Linked DNA regions of Homo sapiens: region 2 is linked to region 1. The links are chromatin loops, found by intact Hi-C in ENCODE. Cell type or tissue: GM12878. All regions are shown on one strand. Each heading gives the region's core, and the rest is flanking DNA. Links, peaks and the distances in the headings are about the cores only. Region 1 overlaps ASB8 (ankyrin repeat and SOCS box containing 8). Region 2 has its middle 12 kb from the start of RND1.

Region 1 (4,391 bases), core at 365-4,364:
CTGTTGCCCAGGCTGGAGTGCGGTGGCCCGATCTCGGCTCACTGCAAGCTCTGCCTCCCAGGTTCACGCCATTCTCCTGCCCCAGCCTCCCAAGTAGTTGGGACTACAGGCGCCCACCACCACGTCCAGCTAATTTTTTTGTATTTTTTGTAGAGACGGGGTTTCACTGTGTTAGCCAAGATGGTCTGGATCTCCTGACCTTGTGATCCACCCATCTCGGCCTCCCAAAGTGCTGGGATTACAGGCATGAGCCACCACGCCCTGCCAAATATTTCCTTTTTTTCCTCTTCTGAACACATTTGAAAATGTTTCAGATAACTTTTCATTATTAAGATATATTTGCTCCATAGCCTTCTTCCTCTCTTTTCACACATAACAATCACTTCTATACTGTTTAGTCAGTCGACCAACCAATATTTGTTAAATACCTACCTTTTGTGAGATTCTGTGGCTGGCCTTACATGGGTGAAAAAGTAGAAGACAAAGTCCTTGCCTTCCAGTTGATTACAGTTTCGATGGAGAAACAATATGTACATAACTATATTGCAAGGCCCAGTGTTATAAATAACTTAATGGTGGTGCTGATCATAAAAACCACAAAAATTCAAAGAAGGAAAATAATGTTTTTTGACCTCTTCAGCCTTTTAAAAATCCTATTCCTTGCCTAGTCGTTTGTAAACCACACAGAGCTCCACGGGGGTCTTAGTACCTCTTGGGGAAATCTCGTGCTAGACTAGGTTAGAGTAGAACATTTGTGTCCAGGTTTATCCAACTCCCTAGGCAACTATTATAATCCAATTCCTTATGATTATGGAAATAGTATTAATCACTCCTTGAAATCTGCTTTTAGCATTGGGAAGGCCTCAGAGAAGACCTAACCCTAAAGACAGGTGTGCTCAGTGATATTGTATATGCCGAAAACTTCTTTGTTTCAGGCAGTTTGGAGCATGTGAACACCTTGAGCCTTGATGAGTTCCAGTATGTGGTATATTATGCAGAGCATTCAGAGCAAATACTCTCTCTCCGAGCGCTTAATCCGAACAATTGCTGCCATCCGTTCCTTCCCACATGATAATGTAGAGGACCTCATCAGAGGGGTGAGTGTGCTGGTATTGACAGGAGAGTCCTTGCGATATGAAGTGGGCAAAATCCTCATGGATCACAGATTTGCAGCTTTGACTCAACCCAAGATCACAGGGAGTTTTTACATTTTGCTAACTGCATTAACTTGATCATTAAAATGTATTTCCCCTATGTTTGCTTCGCTTCCCTTCTCCCTTTCACTTTGTGTATCTGATATTTTTCTTCATGGAATATGTTCTCAATAACCCTAGTCTCATGTTCTTTGTAAAATATCTGAGTACGATGCATATGTAATCCATTGAGCTCAAAGTCTTCTATACATGTTTTATTAAGGGAGGAGGTGAGCAAAGCAGAGGTGGTTTTTATTTTTATTTGTTGAGACAGGGCTTCACTTTTGTCACCCAGGCTGGAGTGCAGTGGCACAAACATGGCTTACTGCAGCCTTGACCTCCTGGGCTCAAGCGATCCTCCCACCTCAGCCCCCTCAAGTAGCTGGGACTACAGGCACATGCCACCCATGTCCAGCTAATTTTTTTTTTTTTAATTTTTTGTAGAGATGGTGTTTCACCATGTTTCCCAGGCTGGTCTTGAATTCTCATGCTCAAGCAACCCACCTGCCTTGGGTTCCCAAAGTCGTGGGATTAGAGGTGTAAGCCACTGTGCCTGGCTACAGAGGTGGTTTTTAAATCCTTGTGAGCCTTTCTTCATACCTGGGTTACAATAATTACATGGAGAGATTTTTTACTTACATTCTATGTTAAAAGCAGCTACCACTTCTAGCTCTGTAGAGGATATCAACCTCTAAAATGCATGGTAATTATAGTTTAAGAAAACACCTTAACCATCGGATGTTTAATCATGGCCCTTCAATAATTGTTATGTGACTAGTATCCTAGAAGGTCTTTACTATCCTCTTCTATTTATTTTTCTTGTTGAAGAGAAGTTACACAGTTTTTGATCACCAGAAAATGCATCCAGATGGTTACTTGTGTATATTCTAAGACTTCAGGCTCGTCATTTACAGCCTAGATCTCTGTAGCTGCTTCAGAGTTATTGGACACAACTGAAGAAGGAAAAGTCATGCAGTGTTAGCTTATTGTCAGCAAAAGTAGTGTCAGGAGACTCCGCGGTAGAAACCTTGTAACATTCTAATTCTAGCTCTGCTGCTGAGTCATTCAGTGACTTTGGTCTGACTGGTATCTCCATCTCCCTTGATTTTTTTTTTTTTTTTGAGACGGAGTTTCGCTCGTCGCCCAGGCTGGAGTGCAATGGCGCGATCTTGGCTCACTGCAACCTCCGCCTCCCAGGTTCAAGCGATTCTCCTGCCTCAGCCTCCCGAGTAGCGGGGATTACAGATGCCCGCCACCACACCCAGCTAGTTTTTGTATTTTCAGTAGAGACCGGGTTTCACCATGTCGGCCAGGATGGTCTCAAACTTCTGACCTCAGGTGATCTGCCCACCTCAGCCTCCCAAAGTGCTGGGATTACAGGTGTGAGCCACTGTACTCGGCCTCTCCTTTGATTTTGAATAGAAGCACCAGCAAAGGCTAGATGGTAAAGAATACTGATACTAAGAGGCTACTTTGAAGATGTTTATAAAAAAGGAAAAACCGTGTTAAGATGATGCCACTATTAATGATGGTCATTTGTTGAATGGACAAAAGAGCATGCCATTTCTGGCCTCAGTCTGACAGACTCACTTTCCTACTTTTCCAGAGCATGGTGGCCATAGAAAGTGGATTGCTGGTCCAGCTTTCCTGCCTGATGATAAGGTTTCCAGTGCTTTGATACATAAGATTGTCTTCAGTGATGTCCAGGTGACCATCTGGCAGCCTCCCTTGTGGAGAAACTTAGTAACTTGATCTAAGGAATTAACAGTTCCTTTCCTTCATCTTCAGTGTACTCCTTTGGTTTGGACATTGACATAATATTAATAGAAAAGGAAACAGGAACTAGCACTGTATCTATAAAATAGTGAGAGTTAGAACTCTCTGTCCCCTGGACTCAGTTCTGAATTCTGTCCTGCTGGGCAAGCCAGAGCTGAACACACTGACTGAAGTTGTCTTCTGCCCACAGGGAGCAGATGTGAACTGCACTCATGGCACACTGAAGCCCTTGCACTGTGCCTGTATGGTGTCAGATGCTGACTGTGTGGAGTTACTTCTGGAAAAAGGAGCCGAGGTAATGTTTTTAACACATTCACATTAATGACTCACTAAAACTTGAGCTTCATGTTTTCTTAGAATTTCTCCCCATCACTCCTCCATCTCTTCCCTCCTCCAGTCTGAACTTCTAACTCAAGGTAATGTTGGCATAGCCAATATTAAGGAAAATGTAATGGTAAATATATAAAATGATCTAAGGATTTCATTCTTTTACCTTTCTGTCCCCACCCTGCTTGCCCCCATTGTATGGTGCTGATACTCTGCCTTTCTTTCTTCTCCTTAACTTAAGCTGTCACTGGCCATCACTTCAGGAAGCTTACCTTGTAGGGGCTGTTTATATTTCCGTTTAATCTTCTCATTGCTTATTGTCTATCCAGGAGATATAAATGCAGAGATCCCTCAACTCTGATTAAATCTAAAGTACCCTTAAAAGTACTTAAAGTACTTAAGAAGTGGTACTTAAGATAGGTTTTAGCCAAATAAAAGGTTGAATTTACTTAAATGTTTCAGGGTTTTTTTTTGTTTTTGTCTTTCATTAATGAGGGTATATGCTATTTGGAAATTTGAAGAAAAAAACTACAGGTGATGCTGACTGTCAGCAAGCCAGCTGCTTTTCCAGCACTGGGAGATTTGTGCTCTTCCTATCACATGCTTTCATTTGGGTTCTCTTGTGAACCCACAGCATATTTTTGCAAAGGTCTGACTTATATTCTAACATTTTGAATTTCTCTGTATGGTTAAAGAACTTAGCAAAAGCTATGTTTTTCAGTTTGGTTGCTACATTAGCCACAGGGTACAGAAAGGGTCAGGGTAAGTAAAATAATCCAAAACTCTGTATAGTCAAGCAGCTTTCCAGTAATGTTTCAGAGCAGTTACGGGGACTTAGACTTCCTCTATTCCTGCCTTACCCCTTACTCTGTGGTAGAGATTCTAATGAATAGATAAAAGAACATTGCAGCAAAAACCAAAATAATGCAGACCAGCTAGTCAGTGCACATAATAGTGTTGACTGTTTGAGGACAGTTCTTTTCCTTTTTGCTCCTAAGCTCCTGTCATATCTTCATCTTTATCACCAGGACTCCCTGGGAGTTGCTTGCTGACCCTCCTGTTCAGAGCACTGCATAGCAAAGGTAGTGGGTAACC
Region 2 (4,391 bases), core at 200-4,199, 730 kb before region 1:
AGTGAAACTCCGTCTCAAAAAAAAAAAAAGAAAGAAAGAAAAAAAAAAAGGATTTTAATTATTCCACCTGGAGAAAGCTGGAAGAGGAAAAAATATTTTTTATTTTTTTGGAGATGGAGTTTCACTCTTGTCTCCCAGGCTGGGGTGCAATGGCGCAATCTTGGCTCTCTGCAACCTCCACCTCCCCAGTTCAAGTGATTCTCCTGTCTCAGCCTCCCAAGTAGCTGGGATTACAGGCACCTGCCACCACGTCTGGCTAATTTTTGTATTTTTAGTAGAGAGTAGAGACGGGGTTTCACCATGTTGGCCAGGCTGGTTTTCAACTCCTACCCTCAGGTGATCCACTCACCTCAGCCTCCCAAAGTGCTGAGATTACAAGCATGAGCCACCAAGCCCAGCAGATTTTTTTTCAAGACAGGGTCTCACTCTGTCACCCAGGCTGGAGTACAATGGTGCCATCACAGCTCACTGCACCCTCAACCTCCTGGGCTCAAGCGATCCCCCTGCCTCAGCCTCCTGAGTAACTGGGACCACAGGTGCTCACCACCATGCCCGGCTAATTATTTTATTTTTTGTAGAGACAAGGTCTCCCTATGTTGTCCAGGCTGGTCACAAACTCCTGGGCTCGAGCCATCCACCCGCCTCTGCCTCCCAAAGTGTTGGAATTAAGAATCTTGGCCAAGCCACCACTCCTGGCCAAGATTCTTGATGATAACAGAGTTTAGGGCTCTCTGTGGCAATTCTGTTTTCTCTCTTTCAGGGAAGAGAAAGTGTTGAGGTAGGGGAGACTGAGGCTGGCTGTCAGAACTTTCCAGCTGTGGATAGAACCCTGGCACAGAAAATCCTAAGTGCTTGTGAGAAAACTGAGGCTCCCAGAGGTTGTGGCTTATCTAAGGTCACAGGTTAGTTAAGTGCTGAACCCTGGACTCAGACCTCAGCTTTGAGCCTTCCAACCGGCAAACTGTATTCAGAGGCCAGCAGCCCACAGGGTCAGGTAGGATGGAAGCCAATAGGAGATTCCAAGTTTGTTTAGCATTCCTAATCCCCAGGAAAGCTTTCCAGAGATGTGCTGGAAAGAGCATGAGTTAATGCAATGAATATACCCCCATTAAGACATAAGAAAGCTAACGCTGGGTGCTGTGGTTCACGCCTGTAATCCCAGCACTCTGGGTGGCTGAGGTGGGCAGATCACTTGAGGTCAGGAGTTCAAGGCTAGTCTGGCCAACATGGCAAAACCCCATCTCTACTAAAAATACAAAAATTAACCGGGCGTGGTAGCACACACCTGTAGTCCCAGCTACTTGGGACCCTGAAACACAAGAATTGCTCGAACCTGGAAGGTGGAGGTTGCAGTGAGCTGAGATCGTGCCACTGCACTCCAGCCTGGGCAACAGAGTGAGTGAGACTCCATCTCAAAAAGAAAAGAAAAGAAAAGAAAAAAAGAAAAAAGACATAAGAAAGCACAGTGAGGGCCGGGCGTGGTGGCTCACGCCTATAATCCCAGCACTTTGGGAGGCCAAGGTGGGTGGATCACGAGGTCAGGAATTCGAGACCAGCCTGGCCAACTTGGTGAAACCCCATTTCTACTAAAGATACAAAAAATTAGCCGAGTGTGGTGGCGTGAGCCTGTAATCTCAGCTACTCGGGAGGCCAAGGCAGGAGAATAGCTTGAACCCAGGAGACGGAGGTTGCAGTCAGCCGAGATCGCACCATTGCACTCCAGCCTGGGCAACAGGGTGAGACTCTGTCTCAAAAAAAAAAGCACAGTCTGAGGTTGAGTGATTTACTCAAAGTCATACAAAGACATATAAGTAGTAACTGGCAGGGCCAGGATTTAAACCCAGGCATTGTGGCCTGAGCCTGCATTCTCCACCTGTGCTGCCTCTGCAAGTGTTGTAGTCAGGTTTTGAATCTGATCTGGCTGACTCCGGAGCCAGAATGCATCATGATGTTTGGTACCACCTCTTCCACCCTCAGAGGACCAAGCATTGAATGACACGATGCAGGCAGAGCATTTAGCACACGGGAAGTACATCAACACGGTTGTCTTCCTGATGTCTGGCTGGCCCCAGTTCTGCCTTTCCATTCTTTGTTTTGTGCCTGGGTTTATATCCTTGGCCTTCAGCAGCCTGGAAGCAAGGCCCCATCTCAGTATCTGGCTTCAGTTGATTGCTTGGCCATCTCTGTCCCACCCACTGGCCCAACGCTGGGTTTCTGGAGCACATCCTCTGGTGCTTCTTGGAAAACTGGGTTGATAGAGCTGGAGGGGTCTTGGGGAGTGGCTCCGACCTCACACTGTATAGAGGAGAATGCCGAGGCCCAAAGAGAGCAAGAGTCTTGACTAGGCCCATTCCCACAGTCTACTAATAATACCGAGTACCTGCTGTTCCCAGGCACTGTTCTAGGTATGATACCAAAGTGAGAAGGTCACTGCACCTACAGAGTCCACCTTATCATAGTGAGGGAGAAAGACGATCAACAAAAAAATAGGTCAACAAAAACCATAAACTAGAAAAATATCAGAGTGATAAAGGCCATACTGAGAACATGAAAGAGAAGGATCAGGTGGCTACTTCAGGCTAGCTGACTTCTCTGGACAGGAGACACTTAACCTGAGATGTAAAGGATGAAAAGGTGCCAATGCGGGCAGTCAGGGGGAAGGGCATTGTTGGTAGAGGGAACAGCCAGTGAAAAGGCCCTGAGTATAAGTTTGGTGTGTGAGCACAGTGGATAGTGAAATCAATGTAGTGAGTCCTGACAAGCATTCAAAAAATGAAGTAGCCAGGCACAGTGGCTCACACCTGTAATCCCAGCACTTTGGGAGGCCGAGGCGGGCAGATCACAAGGTCAGGAGATCGAGACCATCCTAGCCAACATGGTGAAACCCCGTCTCTACTAAAAATAAAAAATTTAGCTGGGCGTGGTGGTGCACTCCTATAGTCCCAGCTACTTGGGAGGCTGAGGCAGGAGAATCACTTGAACCCGGGAGGCGGAGGTTGCAGTGAGCCACTGCACTCCAGCCTGGTGACAGAATGAGACTCCATCTTAAAAAAAAAAAAAAAGAAAAAGAAAAAGAAGTAGAAAAGAAAATATCAGAATGCATTGTAAAGGTTAATGTTTGAGGAAACTTTAGGAGACATATACATATATGCATGCAGAGATATATATAGTGTGATATATATTGATATATCTATATCTCTAAATATAGCATGAGTGTATGTTTTGGACTGTGATATAACATGTATTTCTGACTGTGACTTGTGAATAGAAAAGTTTTAAAGCCATTATTGGAGGAATTTTAAAAAGTTCAATATAGCTGGAGAGAGGAGAACTGCAGGAGATGAGGTCAGCCAGGGGGCAAGCATAAGTCATGTATGGCTCTAGGAACCAGGATAAGAAGTTGGATTTTATTCAAAATGGACTTGATGGCTGGGCTCGGTGGCTCACGCCTGTAATCCCAGCACTTTTGGTGGCTGAGGTGGGCAGATTGCTTGAGCCCAGGAGTTCAAGATCAGTCTGGGCAACATAGGGAGACCCCTGTCTCTACAAAAAATAGATAAAAAAATTAGCCAGTCATGGTGGCTCATGCCTTTAGTCCCAGCTACTCAGAAGGCTGAGATAGGCAGATTGATTGAACCCAGGAGGTTGAGGCTTCGGTGAGCCATGATCGTACCACTGCACTCAAGCCTGGATGGCAGAGTGAGACCCTGACTCAATTGAAAAAAAAAAAAAAGCCAGGCAAAGTGGTTTAGGCCTGTAATCCCAGCACTTTGGGAGGCCAAGGTGGGAGATCCCTTGAGCCCAGGAGTTTGAGACTAGCCTAGGAAACATAGCAAAACCCCATCTGTACAAAAAATACAAAAATTAGCCAGGTGTGCTGGTGCATGCCTGTGGTCCCAGCTGCTTGGGAAGCTGAGGTGGGAGGATTGTTTGAGCTCGGGAGGTGGAGGCTGCACCTCCCGAGGTGCAGATGGAGGTGAGCCGTAATCAAGCCACTGCACTCCAGCCTAGGTGACAGAGTGAGACTGTCTCAAAAAAAAAGTGGACTTGATGCCACAGGAAGACTTTAAGCAGAGGATGAACGTTATCTATGTAGTTTCTTGTGCTTTGTTTGTTTGTTTGTTTGAGACAGAGTCTTGCGCTGACGCCCCAGGTACAAGTGATTCTCCTGCCTCAGCCTCCGGAGTAGCTGGGATAATAGGCACGTGCCACCATGCCCAGCTAATTTTTTATTTTTAATAGGGGTTTAGCTGGGATTACAGGCATGAGCCACCTCGCCCAGCCTCTTGTGTTTGTTTTTAACCTAGCCATTTAGAAATAGAGAAACTAAATCTCCTTATAGCCATTTTCCTACCATAGCTGGTTTACCTCACTTTTGCAGGCGAGAAATC

The links. A loop is a pair of places that touch in the nucleus more often than their neighbours do. Peaks named below come from ENCODE experiments on the same cell type or tissue, not always from the same donor. Only the 100,000 strongest peaks of a DNase experiment are listed, where the experiment ranks them.
Region 2: a loop joins it to region 1, with 15 times the contacts of the local background. A loop is called at or near these places in 1 of 110 quality-filtered maps.

The regions. Positions count from the first base shown.
Region 1 is chr12:48,150,074-48,154,464 of GRCh38, reverse strand. It overlaps ASB8 (ankyrin repeat and SOCS box containing 8), which reads left to right. Exons shown (of 4, transcript NM_024095.5): 2 at 936-1,097; 3 at 3,160-3,264. The coding sequence starts at 969. Among named protein-coding and RNA genes, the nearest start is that of ASB8, 5.2 kb to the left of the region's middle. In GM12878, for the core only: no CTCF peak of the experiment used is centred there; a DNase peak (open chromatin) is centred at 2,204; H3K27ac peaks cover 740 bases.
Region 2 is chr12:48,875,297-48,879,687 of GRCh38, reverse strand. No RefSeq gene overlaps it. Among named protein-coding and RNA genes, the nearest start is that of RND1, 12 kb to the right of the region's middle. In GM12878, for the core only: no CTCF peak of the experiment used is centred there; no DNase peak of the experiment used is centred there.